Linked DNA regions of Mus musculus: region 1 is linked to region 2. A link is a loop called in an ENCODE intact Hi-C map of the cell type or tissue named here. Cell type or tissue: gastrocnemius. All regions are shown on one strand. Links, peaks and the distances in the headings refer to the core of each region. The heading gives the core; the rest is flanking DNA.

Region 1 (7,397 bases), core at 1-5,000, 53 kb before region 2:
GGAACATTCTGAATCTGTTCTCTTAGCTCCAATTGTAGGGATGAGGTGGCAGGGTGGGGGCAGGAGACTATGACACGTACTTCTCTGCAAAGGGTCAGCTTTCTAGGCTGCCCAGTCACTATAACCAACAACTATTAAACTTTGCCATTCTAGTACTGAGGCTGACAGAATGGGTGGACCATGTGGCAACAAAACTTTACTGACTTAGCAACATCTGGGATCACACAATGTTCATATGTCACAGAATAGTTATACATTTTTTAAACAAATGGATTTTTTTAAAAAAAGATGTATTTACTACTTTATATATGTGAGTACAATGTCACTGTCTTCAGACACAGCAGAAGAGAACATCAGATCCCATTACAGATGGTTGTGAGCCACCATGTGGTTGCTGGGAATTGAACTTAGAACCTCTGGAAGAGCAGTCAGTGCTGTTAACCTCTGAGCCATCTCTCCAGCCCACAAATGAATTTTTTAAAAGGTTTATTTTATGCATATGAATGAGTCCACTGTACCTGTCTTCAGATGCACCAGTAGAGGCATCAGATCCTATTAGAGATGGTTGTGAACCACCATGTGGTTGCTGGGAATTGAACTCAGGTTCTCTGGAAGAACAGTCAGTGCTCTTAACCGCTGAGCCATCTCTTCAGTCCCCAAATAGTTGTATTTTCAAATCTTTTGTTTTTATTACTTTATTTCATGTAAGTCTGAATGGTGTTTGTATGAGTACAGGTGCTTCTGTGCCACTGTGTGTACCATGGTGCCTGTGTAAAGGTCAGGGACAACCTCAGCGAAGGTTCTCACCTTCTACCTTTCTTAGCCATGGCTCTGTTTGCCCTGCTAGCTCTGCCTCCTACTCCTAGAGACTGTGCTGCTTTAGCCTCCCATCTCCCTGTGGGAAGTGCTGGATTACAGACAGACACTACTGCATCCAGTCTTTATGTGGCTTCTGGGGACCTAAACTCAGGTTGTTGGGATTGTTCAGAGAGCAAATAAATCTCACTTCACAGCCCTGGCTGTGCCAGACAGCTCATAGGTTAAGAGTGTCTGCTGCTCTTACAGAGGACTTGAGTTCAGTCTCCAGCACCCAGGTGAGGTGGCTCACAACCACCTGTAACTCCAGCTCCAGGGGATCCCAACCTCTTCTGGACACACCTGCAAGTCAAAAGCAGGGCTGGGAGCTGGGGGCTTCTCCCTGCTCTGGGGGCAAATCATGGGCCTATGGGAGAACATGGGGCCCTGTAGTTCTACAAAGTGCAGGTGCATCTGTTGTCCCTCATGGTGCCCCAAAGCCTGCCCACCACTCACAGAGGCTTCAGTAACATGGCCTTGTCCTGTCCTGTGCCCACTGTGCATCCCTACTCTCTACCCCCTGCCTTTCAGGGCTGGGAGTCTCAGGTGTAGGAGGCTCCTACCATAGGCCTCTTCTCTTAGCATTTCAGCATTTTACATTTTATGTAGTTTGTAGTGCTCGTGTGCCATGATGTGCACATGGAGGGCAGAGGACAAAATGCGTAGTCAATTGTCTTAGTCAGGGTTTCTATTCCTGCACAAACATCATGACCAAGAAGCAAGTTGGGGAGGAAAGGGTTTATTCAGCTTACTCTTCCACATTGCTGTTCATCACCAAAGGAAGTCAGGACTGGAACTCAAGCAGGTCAGGAAGCAGGAACTGATGCAGAGGCCACGGAGGGATGTTCCTTACTGGCTTGCTTCCCCTGGCTTGCTCAGCCTGCTCTCTTATAGAACCCAAGACTACCATCCCAGAGATGGCACCACCCACAAGGGGACCTCCTCCCTTGACCCTAATTGAGAAAATGCCTTACAGCTGGATCTCATGGAGGCATTTCCCTAACTGAAGCTCCTTTCTCTGTGATAACTCCAGCCTGTGTCAAGTTGACACAAAACTGGCCAGTACATCAGTTATCTACTTTCACCATATGAAACCCATGGATCAAAATAAGATCATGAGGCTTGGTGGCAAGAGCCTTTGTTTCACCCACTTGACCTTCACAGAGTGTCCTTTGCTGTATACAGTCACAATAGCCCGTGACCCTCATCCTTCAGACTCTTAAGCAAACACCCATGGGTGTAGTGAGTCAGGGCTAAAGGGGAGTGCGACAAGCAACCCTAGAGCTCCTGAGGCCTAGGAAAAGGTCTGTGCTGGGACTAAAGTCGTGCTACCATGTAGGGTCACGTTTTTCCTTTAAAAAAAGGAAGGCTAGGTGGTGGTGGCACATGCCTTTGAACCCAGCACTTGGCAGGCAGATTTCTGTGAATTCAAGGCCAGACTGGTCTACAGAGCTCCGGATCAGCTACACACATACACACACACACACACACACACACACACACACACACACACACAAAACAAAAAACAAAAAACACCACTGTCTCCAAGGGGAAAAAGAGAGAATGTCCACCAAAGTCCACGCACAACCCCAATTCTGAACTGCATCTGGGACCCCAGCTCCCCAGCACGCACCGAAGCGGCTCAGAGCCTGGGCTTCTGGTCTGGGAGAGATTCGGGCATTGGCTCATAAGATCCCAGTTCTCCAGCTCCGCTGCCTGTGAGCCCAGGATCTGGTCTTTGGCCAACCCACAGGAGCCCCTAAATTCCGCCCTTCTGAGATCCCAACTCACCCTGCGTCCCGTTCTGAGGAATCCGCCATTCTCCCGCCTTCCACTCAAAGGCAAGCGTCTCAGGGTCCCGCCCGCTAGGAGGCAGGGAGTAGTGCTGGAAGCCGGAGGGTGCTCTCTTCACGCGAGCCGCGGGGCGGGCTCCAAGCTTGCTACAGTTCGTTCAGCCTGGCCAAGAGCGCCGAAAAAGGGCGTGGCTCCAAGGTGTCCCTCAGACGTGTGGGCTTCCGGCACCAACCTGAGCGGGCTAAAATACTGCTGGGGAGGGGCGTGACTATCATAGCGCCCGCCCCTCTCAGCTGTGGAACACTTAGCATCTGGAATGCACCAACCGCAGAGGGCGTTCGCTGCGCGCCTTTAGATGGGGCGGGACCTCGAGTCGCCCCGCCTCTCCGACGAGTTGGCGCCCGCCCACTCAGCGCCTCCGGAACCCGGAAGTGAAATCGCACGGTGCAGCGGCGGGCGAGGCTGGTCGCTTCGGGGCGGGGCGGCCGGGAGCAGCGGGCAGGCTGGCCGGGGACCGGTGGCGCGCAGCGGCCCGAGGTCCAGGTAAGTTCTCGCGGCGGCCGTGAGTGGAGACCCGAGCCGGGGTTGTGCACCGGGTTGCTCCTGAAGTCGTGGGACGTGAGGGCAGGATGCGGCCTGGGGGACGCGTGGACGCTGAGGGGGTTGAGACTGGCGGGCTTACCGCGTCTTTCAGCGGCGGCTGAGGAGAGGACGTGGCTAAGGTGGCATCTGGGGGGATCTCAGGAAACGGGGGAGGCCAGGAAGGCGGAGCCGAGGGGCCGTGCTAGGGAAAGGGACTTCTGCACTCGCGGTCTGAGCCCTAGGGTGTCAGAGAGGCGCCGGGCTCTCAGAGAATGGGAAACGGTCTGTGGCAACCCACTGTTGGGGCTGGAACGTCTAAAAGAGTGGGCCTGGAAAGACACGCAAAAACAGTTCCTCAGAGGGCCGGAGGAGTGGAGAGGAGGAGGAAAGGGAGATGACGGGGTGCAGCCTCTGGAGACTCGCCCCCGCCTTCCCCTCTTGATTCATCTTCTTCCTGACTTCACTCCCGGACAGCTGGGTGATCCGCCAGGGCGAGTCCCAGCGCCCTCTGGGTTCTCTCTCTGCTTTGATAGGCACATCACTTTCTGCTCAAGAAAAGAGTAGCTGGACTCTAGAGGAGGTTGCGGGGTGGGGGTGGGGTTCTGACACCCGAACTGCGTTTCAGAAGAAAGGGAGCCGGTAGGGTGGAAGCCACTCTCTCAAGAGAGTCACATCCTTGGACTTAAACGTTTTTTTGTTTTTTGTTTTTTGTTTTTAAATGACTTACAGGAAATGTATACCTCAGCGGTGGCAGAGATCTCAGCCCCGTGGAGTCACAGCTGCCAACAAACCCTCCCTTCTTTTTCTAGGGACCCTAACTCCCAAGGCTTTATAGGGGAGTCCTTTTGTGCCTCTTTGGCTCATTTTCCAGCACTTTAAGACATCCACCTAGCAGCCCCTCAGGTTGTATCTCCTTACCTTGTTGGGTATTGTCTAGTCTTTGAGACTTCAGTATCTTAAGGTGTCAAGGAATGGCTGGAGGTGGCATGAGCAACTATAAAGTTATTGTCACCGGCCTCTCTGCTCCTACAAGGCCTTGGAGCTGCCTGGTTTTGATTGGCATCACTTTCTCCCCCCCCCCCCTTACCAGTATTCCCTGTCTGCTGTGTGCTTGCTGAAAGGAGGCCAGGTTTAGAGCTCCATTTGGTACAGGAATCTGGATATAAAGGAAGCCTTAGAGACATGACTGCCCCATTCACTTCAAGAATGTTCTGGAAGAAATCTTTCAACTTAGCTTGCCCAAGGGCACACGGTGCAAGTCATGCCCCTTGGAATATCGAAGACTTTTTGGTCCTGAGACCCCAGGAAGGACATGAACTTTCCTATGCATGACACACTTTTTCTCCTGCTTACTTGGAGCTGTGACTCAGTGGAGGTCTCCTGGAAGAAGCAAGCGCCTTGTTTGGGGTCTGGCCTGGGGCAAGACTCTGCCTATTTCTCCTTTGGATTGGCCTGTGTCAGCCTTTTTCCAGAGCTAACCCCACTTATTAACTTTCATGTTTCTGGTACACACCCTTTGGTTTTATGCAGCTCCAACTTTCTGTCTCTTGCCCTGCAAATGCTGGGGACGGAACTTAGAACCTTGTGCTTGCTTACTGGGTAAGTGTTCCACCATAGAGCCACACCTCCAGTCAGGTGTCCAGGATGCTACCTGCATGAAGCACAATGCTCTGGCTTTGACCTCCTACTTGGGTAAAACCCTCTCTCAAGTCTAGCTAGTACCTTGTGGGTCAGGTGGGGACTCAGGACTCCTGGGCTTGACTCCCTTCCTGACAAGAGACCATGAACTTGTGGCTTCCCTTTCCTTATCTCTCTGGTAACATGTGGTGAATGGGTCCAAAATTAACCAAGCAAGAGCTGGTTGTGCCAAGTGGTTGGCTGCCTCCTGAGAGCAGAGCTGAGATCTCCTTGTGCCTCAGAGGAACAGCTATTGTCCCTTTACATGGAAAGAATGGCATTCCCATTAGGCAGACCTTCACAATGACAGGTGACATGAGTTATCACAGGGGCAGAATTGGGAAGACTGAGAGCAAGACTTGGGATGTGGGGGGGTCCACTATGTTTCCTGGGAAGAGTGTCTGGTCTGCAGTCAATCCTGGGAAGCCATGTCAGTGGTGAACCCAGAGTGACAGGAACAGATATCCTGTCACTCTCCTCTTTGGGATACTTGCTGTAGCCTCTGCTTTAGTTTGTTTCAATTTTCTTTTCCATTCAACCACCAGGAAAGAGTCCTTTCTCAAAATGGACTCAGGCAGGTGCTGGGTTTGGAGATAGATCCCTAGACTTTTCTAGAACCAGGAAGCGAGGCTGGGAGGCTAAGTTTATGCTCTAGCTCTTATCACACAAACAGCCCAAATATCCACAGCACCCTAAGAAAGCAAAAAGCCAACAAGTCTGTGTCTGTATTCCCTAACCCTCTAAAATAGCCTTTACCCAAGTTTGGCTGTCAAACTGTCCTGACATCTGGTGTGGGGGGCCATTCTTTGCCCCAGGGCCATCTGTGCACCATGTGATGCTGTAGTGTCCCCAGCTTGCATTGGCAGGAGTGTGTTGACCAATGATGATGATGGGTTGTATGGAGTAGAGTGGGCCACATGGAATGGACCCAAGGTGGTTATAGATGCTGTGCTGCAGTCCCCGCTAGCCTCGGTGCATCTCAGGGTCACCTGCAGGAGTCAGGAGAGGTGGGGACGCCTTGATTGCTAGATCCCGCTGGCCACTGCATGGAAGGAGACCAGGGGAAGAGTAGGGCAGGTGAATCAGCCGAAGCAGCCTGGCAGGCACAGCAGGGCCATTGTTTCTCTTCTCCTTGTATCACCACTGACCTGAGTTTCTGGAGACTCTGTCCCCATCTGGAAGCAAACTGTCACTTTTCTTGCAAGATTAGCTATACCAGACTCCATTCTCAGAGGTTGCCCAATCGACATGCCTTTGAGAAGCTGCATTATCTCCTTCATGGGCCCACGCTCTCAAGATAGCCATCCTTTCACACACGGTGCACGCATTGAGCCTCTTTTGGTCTGTGTGTGTGTGTGTGTGTGTGTGTGTGTGTATGTGTGTGTGTGTGTGTGTGTGTGTGTCCGTGTCCATTTCTATCCCCTCCTGTTCCTTTTCCCCTGTCTCACCAATGATCATGGCATAGCTGCTTCACTTCAGTGGGGAAGGTCATCCACTCTGGGACCCATCTGACTGATGATCTGCTCTCAGGTGTGGGCCTCAGTGTCCCACCTGGTAGGCCTTTGTATCTTTAAGGTCCACAATCTAGCTGTGCCAGGCAGCCCCTGCCCGGCCCACCATTCAGCCAGGCCCAGGCGTGGCCTCCTCACAGAGCAAGACAGGCTCTTCTCTTTTGCCCTCTACGTCTCAGAGAAGCAGAACAAAGGGCCTTGTCTCTGCACTTCTGTCCATTTTGTCTGGGAAAGTTCTCCATGATTTGCCACATTGGAAAAAAATACCGCTGATGAGCTGGGCATCTGCTCATTTCCTACTCAGGACTCCCTGAGAAGTGATTCAGGAGTTCAGCCTGGAGGATTGTTGGATGATGAATAAGCTGGCAGAGTTGACTCATTATGTAGGTCCTGGCTCTGCCATGTGTTGTAATGCACATATACATGTGTGTGTGTGAGAGAGAGGGATGGAGTCAAGCTAGAGCTGACTCTGGCAAGCTTGTATCTATTACAGACTGGATGGACAACCCACAAGACTTTACTGCCATGAGATTCTAAAGGCTAGAAGTCCCAAGATCAAGTATGGGCACAGCTGCCTGCATGCGGTTGCATGATAATCTACCCCAGGCTCATAGGTGGCCATCTTACCTGTTTGTCTCCTGTTCTCTTCTTCTGAGCTTGTCCCTGTGTCCTACTTCCACACAAATGAAGATCCATGTTGGGGGAAATCTTGTTTCACTTTAATCTTCTCCTGAAGTAGTCATCTTTTAAAGTGCTGGGATGGGGAGCTCAGAATGGCCTCACATGAAATCCCAGCATTCAAGTGAGGAGACAGGAAGATCCTGAGGTTGTTACCAGCCTAGGCTGTATAGTAAGACTTGTCTCAGAAAAGAACAAAAAAATAAAAGTTTTTAAGTATCCCAGACTTTAGGAGTTAAGAGCATGATGAAAGGGTAGAGGCATCTCAGCCCTTAACACTAGGTCAGTTACAAACTTGGC
Region 2 (10,868 bases), core at 2,212-7,211:
GAGTGAGCTCCAGGACAGCCAAGGACACACGGAGAAACCTTGCTTGACTTAAAAGAAACCAGGGTCAGGAGTGCAGCACAGCATCCTTAATGTGTGAAGCCAGATCCGTCACCAGAAAAAGAAACAAGTCAAACTTTACATTCCGCTTTTAAAATTTGTTGAGTGTGTGTATGCACACACATACTTATGTGCAGGTGGTCAGGGGACAGCCTTCTGGAGTTGATTTCCTACTTCTACTCTATGGATCCCAAGCACCAAACTGAGGGTCAGACATGGCAGCCACTGCCTTTACATGCTGAGTTACGGCATGAGCCCAAGTGGTACCTTAAATATGAGCTGTCTGTTGTCATCCTGTTGGGGAGCCGCCAGGGCATGAAAATCACCACTGAGTTTACACTGAAGTAGCAGATGCCTGAAACACCCGACCAGCTTCCTGAGGTCCTTGCTGGCCTCCTCCCTTAACATTTGGGTCCCTTCACCTGCACGGGCTACTCTGCCTGTCAGGTTTCTGTGCACCGTGCTCAACCCTTCTGCCCAGGTCATAGTGATCAACTGATTTCCTGGTTCTTAGTTTGAAGCCAGAGCAGTGGTGATCTTCAGGGCATTTATAGGTAGCTATTTATTTACATGGTACCAAAGGGTGTTAATGTGCGACAGGCAGCACCATGGTCCCATTTTCTAGGCCAGCGCAGAGATATGGGTGGGGAATGTGGCTCCATTAGTAGAGAGGCCACCTAGTGCTTGTTAAAGCATAGGGCCATGGGTTCCACCCTGAGCAGTACAGAAACCCTGCATGGTGCATGCCTGTTAGCCTAGCACACAGAACAAATAGTTGATGAGAAGCAGGAGCTCGAGACCAACCTCAGCTACACAATGAAACTCACATACCAGAAGAAGATGGATCTCAGCTCAGCAGAGTATGGATAGCTGTGTGGAGAGCTGGATCCCATGCCTCATCCTAACACTCAGAAGATTCAGGGAAGGGATCAGGCATCTCCTCTACACTGCAAGTTAGAGACCAGCCTGGGCTATATGAGAGCCTGGATGAAATGAAGGAAGAAAGAACAACCGTACAGTATCCAAATCAAGGTCTTGGCTTAGACATAAAGAATGGCCACAGAATCCTACAGTAAGGATCTCAGGGAGTGAAGCCCTGCCTAGAATTGCCCAGTGAGGGCTAGAAGAGTGGCACAGTGCTAACAGTGTTTCCTTGAAATTTATGGTTCTTGATTGCATCATCAACTCTGGTTGAAACAAAATGTTTAGTGTTAAAGAAATATCAACACTAAAATGTAATATCTTTTTTCCCTCTTTTTCTTTTATGACAGAGCTGTTGTGGAAAAATACCTTCTTGAAAAGTCTCGCCTGGTTTCCCAGGAGAAGGATGAGCGGTAGGGCATGATTCATTTCTTCTTTTTTAATATGTATGGGTGTTTTGCCTGAGTGTCTGTAAGTACACTGCCTGTGTGCCTGGTAACCTGGGAGGTCAGAAGAGGGCAGTAGGACCCCTGGAAGAAGAGTTACAGGGGATTGTTAACCAGCATGTGGATCCTGGGAACTAACGTGGGTCCTCTGTAAGAATGGCCAACTCTCTAGCACTTGGGATATGGTATTTGGCACAATACAGTCCTACTCAAGCTCACAGGGTGAAGTAAGTGTTCCGGGCCCCTTAGGGGAAGCCGTGGTTGGAGTCTAAACTTACCCTCTCCTTCCGTTCCACACACTTGCTGCCATGGGCTCCAACCTTTCGCCCATTACAGCCCACCCTGAGAATTGATGCCCCAGGCTATTTAGTGCCATCTGGAACTATATCCTGGTAATACCTCAGAGCTGGCACAACTGCACAGTCTGTGAGCCAGCACTTAGATGCTGAGGCAGGAGGATCTATTAGTTCCAGGCCAGGCTGGGCTAGAGGGTAAGGCCCTGTCTCCCAGCAGCAAACTGGTGTCAACTAGTCAGTGAGACTTCTGCCCTAGCTCCGCTCACCCGAGAAGTTCCCACTTTCTAACAATACTTAAAACTTTGATATTTCTTATTAAGACAGGGTCTCTCTGTATAGCCATGGTCTCCTCCAACTCACTCTGTAGACCAGGCTAGCCTCAAACTCACAGAGATTCTCCTGCCTCTGCCTCCAGAGTGCTTGGTGTTTTAGGTGTGCACCATCACATTGACCAATACTATTTTTTGTAATTATATTTTTATATCTGTTTATTTCAGTGTGTGTGTGTGTGTGTGTGTGTGTGTGTGTGTGTGTGTGTGTGTGTGTGTGTGTACATACATGTGTGGTTAAAGGATAACTTCAGGGAGTCAGTTCCCTCTTTCTACCAAATGTGTCCCAATGATTGAACATGGGGGTCCTCTGACTTGGCAACTGGTGGCTTCACCAGCTGAGCCATACCCCCCACACTATAACCTTTTGATGTACCCTTTCCTTTGCTGTGGGCCTGGCTGGGCACTGACTCTCTGCTGGTCACCTACAGGAACTACCATGTGTTTTATTATCTGCTGCTGGGTGTCAGTGAGGAGGAGCGCCTGGAATTTCAGCTGAAGCAGCCTCAAGACTATTTCTACCTCAACCAGGTAAACAGCTACAGCCATGGCGCCACCACTGTACCCAAGGCTGTCTGCCACAGGGAGGTCAGAGGCTGCCAGCCTGGCCATGCTGGGCCCCAGCCCAGCCCTGAGCACACACACACAAAGGCAGCCATTCATTCCCAGCCCTGGCCTCCTCCTGTCCATCCTGACTCTCCCTGCTCTCTGCCCTCCCAGCAGGAAGTGCCAAAGTGCCCACGCCTTTATTTTATTTTTCAGCATAACTTGAATATTGAAGATGGAGAAGACCTCAAACATGACTTTGAAAGGCTTCAGCAGGCCATGGAGATGGTGGGCTTCCTGCCTGCCACCAAGAAGCAGTAAGTGGGCTGCTGAGCCACCTGGTGACAACCAGTTCCTCTGGAAATCAGACAGGCAGCCCCATAGAGAGTAGGCGGGATCCCATGTAGAACACAGGTGAGGGCTGCAGCCATGAGCTGGGGGGCAGCTGTTCAGACCAATTGAAGATCTGCACAGCTGCCATCCTTATACTAGAGAGATTTCGGGCATGAAGGTTGTATGTTCAAGGTCAGCCTTTGCTGCATAGTGAAGCCTAATCTTAAAGAAATAAAGGCAAAAGAGAGATGCTTGGAAGTTCAACACCAGTCTGATCTCTATACTGAGTTCAAAACGAGCCAAAGCTAAACAAAACCCTATCTATTAGCAAACACAAGCAAAAAAGTTTAAGTTTGCATCAGTGCTTGACAGTGGGACTCAGGAGTGGGTACAGGAGTGTGAAGTGGAGAGCACCCTTAGCCAGGCTCTGCAGCAGAAACAAGTACAGATGATGCAGACTGCAGTAACCTCTCCTGTCCCAGGATCTTCTCTGTCCTCTCAGCCATCCTGTACCTTGGCAATGTCACCTACAAGAAGAGAGCCACAGGCCGAGATGAAGGCCTGGAGGTCGGTCCTCCAGAGGTGTTGGACACCCTCTCCCAGCTCTTAAAGGTACCTCCTGTCTCCACCATTCTTTCTTGCCCTTGTTTCTTGGCTGCAAAATGAGGCAGCCTGCCTAGCCCAAGACAGTGGCAGCCTCTCAGTACAGGGGACAAGTGGGGGACTTCTGTCTACTGCATACTTCCTCCTGTCATCTCTGAGCTGTCCCTCTCTTGCTGCTGTCTGTGTATGTCTGGCTACATGCACTGTGTAATAGGAGAGGTGCTGGGTTCCACTCTTCCAGCGGGTGGAGCTCAGTCCTTAGCACCCTCACATCCACTGTGACTGCAGCTCCAGGACATGGGAAGCCACTGCCCTCCAGGCCCCCTTCATTCCCATGAGCATAGCCACACACACAAAATTAAATGTAAAGAAATGAAACCATAGTTTGCAAGGCTGAGGCTGTAACTGGTGACAGAGGGCTTGTCTAGTGTACAAAACGCTCTGTTGCATCCTAGCACCACATAAATCTGATGTGCTGACACACACTTGTCATCCTGGCACTCGCAGGGAGATAAGTTCAGGCTCAGCCAGGGCTCTGTGAGACCCTGTCCCCAAAAAACATAAATTGGGGACTGGAGATGCTCAAAAGGGACATGGGTTTGATTCCCGGCACCCATATGGCACCTCACAACCAATTCCAGGAACCTGACACCCTCTTCCGGCAATCTCAGGCATCAGGTATGCATGTGGTACATATACAGGCATTTAGGCAAAATACCCATGTACACAATTTTTTAACAATTAAATTTAAAACACATACTTTGGGTTTAGGTATGATGTCACAGGCCTTTCATCCTGGCCACCAAGAGGCTGAGGCTGAGGCAGGAGGTTCTAAGTTCAAAGCCTACCTAGGCCCCTCAGCAAAAACCCTCAGTGACTCAAAATGAGTATGACAGGCTGGTGATGTGGCAGTGACAGATCCTGTGTCCCTCTCACTGTACCAAAGTCATAAGCCTGAATGTGCAAATACAGCTAGGTCCTGGTGTGAAGTGTGAAGTCATGTTCCCATTCCATGTGCAGTCAGTCTCTGCTAGTTCTCACCTGGGGAAGCTTAGTCATCCAAGTGGGCGCACTCCTGACACCTATTGACTGGAGGTTGAAGTGCTGCTCAGAGCCTTCAGTTCAAAGCATGACTGGGCCAAGGGTTTCCTTTTTGATGGTGGTGGTGGTGGTGGTGGTGGTGGTGGTGGTGGTGGTGGTGGTGGTGGTGGTGGTGGTGGTTTGTTTTGGTTTTTGTTGTTGTTGTTGTTTTTAATACTGCTGGTGACAGAAATGCCGGGCCTGGAGCCAGGCAGATGAATCTTAAATCTTGTGCTGCTGAACCAGCAAGGATTATAGCTCACCTTTCTGGTTGGTTGGTTGGTTGGTTGGTTGGTTGGTTGGTTGGTTGGTTGGTTGGTTGGTTGGTTGGTTTACATAGTCTCACTCTAGCTGGCCCAGCACTCAGAGATCTGCCTGTCTCACCTACTGAGTTCAGGGATTACAGGCATGCACCACCACAAATGGTCTTGTGGGGGTTTTGCCTTTAATTTAATTTTAGTTTATCTTAATTTTAATGTTACTGACCTGCTTATTCTTGAGACAGGTTCTTACTATGTAGCTTTGGCTTGCCTGGATCTCACTGTGTAGACCAGGGTGGTGTTGAACTTACAGAGATCCACCTGCCTCTGCACCCCCAGTTCTGGAATTTAGAGAAAGCCACCACAGTTTGGGAACTGGTTGTTTGGTTTTGTTTCTTAAGAATGTTTCCACTTTGTATTTATGCATATAGTGGGCAGGAGTGTCCCAGGGTTTGCTGTTCATCCTGCCTCCCCTAGTTCTCTGAAGTGCCTCACCTTCCCGCCCTTCTTTCCCAACTCTGGAAATAGGTAAAGCGGGAGACCCTGGTGGAGGTCTTAACCAAGAGAAAAACAGTTACAGTCAATGACAAACTCATCCTGCCTTACAGCCTCAGTGAGGTAAGTATGAGCCCAGGCCGGGGCTGCAGCCCTGCCGAACCAGAGCCACATGCTCAGCTCCTACCAAGCCACAAAGCAGAGGCAGTCAAACAATCCCTTCTTCTGCACACACACCAGAGAGCTTGAGATATGAGTTGGGTACAGTATGAGGTTAGCAGTAATGCCTCAGAAAATACTAGAAATAACAACAGCAGTGTACCAGTCACAGGGGCATGGCCTCATGACTTAGAATAGAGATGGCTACTATAATTCACTTTTTCATTTACAGGAAATCTTTTTCAGGTTATGTTAACTGCCAGCAGCTACTCTGTTTTTTGTTTGGTTGGTTGGTTGGTTGGTTTGTTGGTTTTGTTTGTTGTTTTTAAATTGGTTAGAGACAATTTTTACTCCGTAGCACAGGCAGGTCTTAAACTTGGAACAACCTTCAGGATGACCAGAGCATGCCACTGTGCCACACCACCCAGGCTGTCACTAGATACCATTACTCTTCCTTGATCTCGGGCACTGCAGTCCAGGGCAGTGGTTGAAGACTGAGTAACTAGTAGGCAGACAGCAATTAACCCCTGGATCCCTTGGATAACCAGATGAGGCCTGACCCAGGTGAGGTGCAGAATCTCAGGATACATCAAGGCTGCATCACAAGTGCTCAGAGTTTTTAGAAGTAGAGTTGTTAATTTCTGGCATTTCTGATATAGGTAGCTCCAGGTATCTGAAAGTGTCCATAAGTGGGGAGGCAGGAATGGAATCTGAGGCATTCCTGTGTTTCCAAATGCTCAGTGGCCATGCTGCTCCAGCATGCTTTGAAACAAACCTGCCCTCCACAATTTGGTTTTGTAAATAAAGTTTAATTGACATCACCATAGTCATCATTTACATTCTGTTCAGTGCTGCTTCTGGCTGCAGCTGCAGTGCTTAATAGCTATGACAGAGCCCTTCAGGCCCCAAAAGTTGAGAGCATGAACCACTTGCCTTGTCGGGGAAAGGTTACTGACCCCTGTGCTTGAGGTGGCCTTTCTGTGACTCTCAGCCCATAGATCTCTGTTCCATCCTCTCCATTTGCTGTTGTGTTCTCTTCCTGGTACATTTCTGTTAGCTCTTGACATGTCCAGAGCAATGTGGCTTGCAAATTGAATTTGGATGGCACCAGGAAAGGACCTGATAGCAGGGTGTGGGAAGCTCCCTATAGGGACCCAGCCCAGTGGAATCAGCTTACATTTCCAGAAGGCACCATGGATGGTGAGCTTTTGTGGGCCAAGATACCTCTTGACATGACTTGACCTCTCTGCAGTGCACCCAATCCCTGTGTGGCTCAGGTGTCCCCCAGAGAGGCTGTGTGAGTGAGTGTCCCCAGCAGAGGCAGCATTCTGTGTGGTAATATTGCCATGACATCCAGAAAAATCAAAACCAGAGGGACATATCTGGCAGTTGGAGGCTGATGTCTGCATCCATGGGGAGGACGGAATAGACACTCCTACAGGGGGTGTACTGAGAAACACTTCCTTGGCTGTTCTGCAGCCATGTAGGTAACATGCCATGCAGTGTACCTGTACTGTGCTGGAGTCCCAGGCTCTGAGCCTCCACAGCTGCTGTGTCCTGGGGCCAGTGTAGGATTAAGCAGACTTCAGCAGGAGGAAGGTGAAAAACCTGGTTGAAGGGTGGGGATGGCACAGTCATAACACAGCTATACATGAGGCCCCAGATTCAGAGCCTTATAACACCTGTGACAAGCCAGCTGTGCTGATCTGCAATCCCAGCCTATGAGGGGGTAGAGGCAATAGGATCAGTTGCTTAATTATCCTTGGCTACATGGCAAGTTCGAGGCCAGCCTGGGCTACATGAGACTTTGTCTATGAAAATAAGACAAAACTAGGTCCTAACTCTCAGCACTATAGCCTGCTGAGGTCCCCCACCCCAGGTAAGACACCCTCTGTTCACAGGCCATAACTGCACGAGACTCCATGGCCAAGTCCCTATACAGTGCCCTATTTGACTGGATTGTGCTAAGGATCAACCACGCCCTCCTCAACAAGAAGGACATGGAAGAGGCTGTTTCCGTGAGTGGCCAGGCCCTGAGCTGGGCAAGAATAAACCCTGTTCTTGGGACAAGCCGTGGAGGCTAGGAACCTATGGGATCTCTGCAAATACCAGGGCTGGCAGAGGATTCTTATCCTCTACAGCAGCAGGTTTCAACCTGTGGGTCTTAGATCAGATATTTACATTACATTTCCTAACAGTAGCAAAAATTACAGTTATGCAGTAGCAGTGCAGTAATGGTTTATGGTTGGGTCATCAGACATGAAGAACTGTAATACAGGGTCACAGCATTAGGAAGGGTGAGAGCCCTATTCTACAGGAACCCAGGCATCTTCACTAGGTGTCTGGAAGTGTGATAGGCTAGGCTGGCACCAAGCCCTAGGTCCCCCTCCCCCCACAACATATTGGATATGTGCAGGCCCGGTTCCATCAAGAAGTAGTGAAGGAACCATTTGTAAAAAACAGCGGGTACCAAGCTGGTCAGGACAACACATCCCCACTTGTGCAGCACCTCTCCGGAGGGCTAATCTTCCCAGGAGGTCCTGGCTATAACCACACCTGTCTCCCAGTGCTTGTCCATTGGCGTCCTGGACATCTTTGGATTTGAGGACTTCGAAAGGAATAGCTTTGAGCAGTTTTGCATCAACTATGCCAATGAGCAGTTGCAGTACTACTTCACCCAGCACATCTTCAAGCTGGAGCAGGTAAGAGTGGACATCTATTCCCCACCCCAGCCCAGGGTGATCCCTGAAAGTCAGTGGTGTCCCTTAGTATCAGCAGGCCAGGGCCTGGGTACAGCAGGTTCCCCAGACTCCAACACTACGTCCTTGAACTCGGTGCCATGCTCAGCTACCTTCAGCAAGGCAGCAGTGCACACATTCTGTCACATAATTTGTGTGACTCTACAGGTGGTCAGATCATGTCCCCTGTGTTCTTCCTTTGCCATGTTAGCCTTTCTGAGGAGGCAGGACCCACAGGCCTGGGAAGCAGCTACATGCACTTTCTGCAGCCATATCTGGCTCCTCTGAGGCTCTGTACACACCTACACTATAACCTCCTCACCCCTCAGACACTAGACTTTCCTGCTTTCTGTCTTTATATATTTGTTGACACTCCAGCCCTTGGTCAGTGGAGTTATACAGTGTTCGTTCACCTCTGCACTGCTGGGTGGTCTGACTTAGGAGACTGGCCACCATTTTCATCCCTACTCAAGTGTCAGCATCCCATTCCTGTGTAAGGCTGAATAATATTCCAGCGCATGGCTGGGCCATGTTGAATTCATGCAGTCACCCACAGATTTTATATTTTGGCTTGTAAACACACATGTACAAGTCTGGAGTCACACCCAAGGGGAGAGAGAATTGCTGGAGCCCACCACGGCTTTCTAAACTGTCTGAAAGACCATCCTTCTGTCCACAGTTTATAGGGTACCATCTCTCCATTGCTCACGTAGCCTGAGGGGATCAGCAGGGCTAGACCTGGCTTTTCCTCTGACATCATACACACTGGCACACTAGCCCTAGCATCTTTCTGCATTGCAGCAAAAGTTGAGAACCCAGACAGACGCCAGCTTACTTGCTCAAATGGAGAAAGTTTCTCCTTGCCTGCTTTTGAGACTGGGTCTCATGCAACCCAGGCTGGCTTTAATCTCACCATTAGTGAAGATGGCCATGAACTCCTGATTCTCCTGCGTCAGTCTTCTCTGAGTGCTGGGTGACAGGTGTGCACCACTCTTAAGTTATGCCACTGGGACAAGAGTGAGCAGAGCCAGCTCTAAAGTGTGCACTTTGCTGGTGTCAGTGATGGCTGACTTACATGTCCTGTCTTCCCGCCCATCTCTCTGTTCTTTGTTGTATGCCATCTTTCCTTCCTGTGACTCGTGGGGGAAACAGAGCCTGAGAATGTTAGAAAGTTTACTTACTTTATTGGGTTGGAGGCTGTTAGGTCCCTGCTTCAGCAGGTGAGGTTCAAGCTAGAAAGCATGTGGCATGAGAAACCATAACAGAGCTGGGATGGCAGGAACACTTGTCGCCTGGCTCTGAGGAGGCCAGGTGGGCAGGAATTTATCCTTGGGTATGTAGTGAGCTCGAGACCAGGCTGGGCTACATAAAAAAGCCACAGCACTGTGCATTGCTCAGCACATGTGAACAGGTGTGCTTACTTGGACGTGTGTTCCCTTCCACAGGGTCAGCACTTATCCAGGGATTGTGAACAGTCCAATGAGCTTTTTAGGTTTTCAATTTGTATGTGTATGTACATACATACACACAAGCCCACGAGTGGAAGCTAGAGGACAGCTTGCCCCATTAGTTCTCTCTTTTTACCATGTGGGTCCAGGGGATCGAGTTGAGGTCATCAGGCTTGACAGCAAGTCCCTTTAACTGTAGAGCCGTCTTGTTGGCTGCCAATCAACTTTAAATGGAAACACCTCTTTCCACACATTATATCCATAGTGGAAATGTTTAGACTTGTTATTCTCATGATTCCATCAGCAATAGAGCAGCCATCATTTACACTGCAGTAGGAGTTAAAGTAGATGATAGGAGAACTGTAGGCGTGGCTCAAGAGTAGAGCCCCTACCTGGAATCCCCAGTGAGGGAATGGGGGTGTCTCAGTGGTGGTGCCCCTGCTGAACTTGTGCAAGGCCCTCAGTTCAACCACATTGTATGCAGGGAACCTCTTTCCAAATCCAAGGCAGTGAGTACCCTCCTTAACCTTCCTCACCTTGCAGGAGGAGTACCAGGGTGAGGGCATCTCGTGGCACAACATTGACTACACCGACAACGTGGGCTGTATCCACCTCATCAGCAAGAAGCCCACTGGCCTCTTCTACCTGCTGGACGAGGAGAGCAAGTGAGCGTCCCTGCCCTATCTGTTCTGCCACATGCCAGTGTCGGGACAAGTCAGGTTCCCTGAGCTGCTCAGCTTTTCGAACTCATCACTTCTGCCTAGGGCTTTTCCAGCATGCTCTGTAAACAGCAGGTACATGGCTAACCTGTGCTGACTGCCTGTGCTAGCTGAGCACATCTTCACGGGATGCTCAGCACAAGCAGCTCACCATGTCCGGAGCAGGACTAGGGCTGGACAGAGACAGCAGTGTGTGCCTTGGAGAAAGGGAGGGAGGCATCTCAGTCACCCAGTTGCCCTTGCAGAAGTCAGGTGGCTTTGACTTGGTTGCTATGGCTGTGATGACAAGTCTTTTCCCTCTCATGGTCCTGGACACTGGTATACTCCAAATCAAGAGACTGTCAGAGACTGTCAGAGCCTTAGTATCCCACTCTATGACAGGTTCCTCTGAAAACAACAAGAGAGACCAGAGGAACTTCCCTGTCCATGGTGCTATCC

The links. A loop is a pair of places that touch in the nucleus more often than their neighbours do. Peaks named below come from ENCODE experiments on the same cell type or tissue, not always from the same donor. Only the 100,000 strongest peaks of a DNase experiment are listed, where the experiment ranks them.
Region 1: it touches region 2 in a loop (2.4-fold over the local background); 12 of 42 quality-filtered maps call a loop at or near these places.

What each region holds. Positions count from the first base shown.
Region 1 is chr8:71,269,638-71,277,034 of GRCm38, forward strand. Haus8 (4HAUS augmin-like complex, subunit 8) reads right to left here and starts at 2,953. Exons shown (of 11, transcript NM_001163042.1): 1 at 2,647-2,953. The coding sequence starts at 2,675. It overlaps Myo9b (myosin IXb), which reads left to right and starts at 3,077. Exons shown (of 40, transcript NM_001142322.1): 1 at 3,077-3,192. In gastrocnemius, for the core only: a CTCF peak has its summit at 2,741; DNase peaks (open chromatin) are centred at 2,964 and 3,643; H3K4me3 peaks cover 2,904 bases; H3K27ac peaks cover 2,983 bases.
Region 2 is chr8:71,320,454-71,331,321 of GRCm38, forward strand. It overlaps Myo9b (myosin IXb), which reads left to right. Exons shown (of 40, transcript NM_001142322.1): 4 at 1,329-1,391; 5 at 2,481-2,580; 6 at 2,812-2,912; 7 at 3,411-3,540; 8 at 5,400-5,489; 9 at 7,427-7,543; 10 at 8,093-8,227; 11 at 10,255-10,376. Among named protein-coding and RNA genes, the nearest start is that of Use1, 41 kb to the right of the region's middle. In gastrocnemius, for the core only: a CTCF peak has its summit at 4,608; no DNase peak of the experiment used is centred there; H3K27ac peaks cover 908 bases.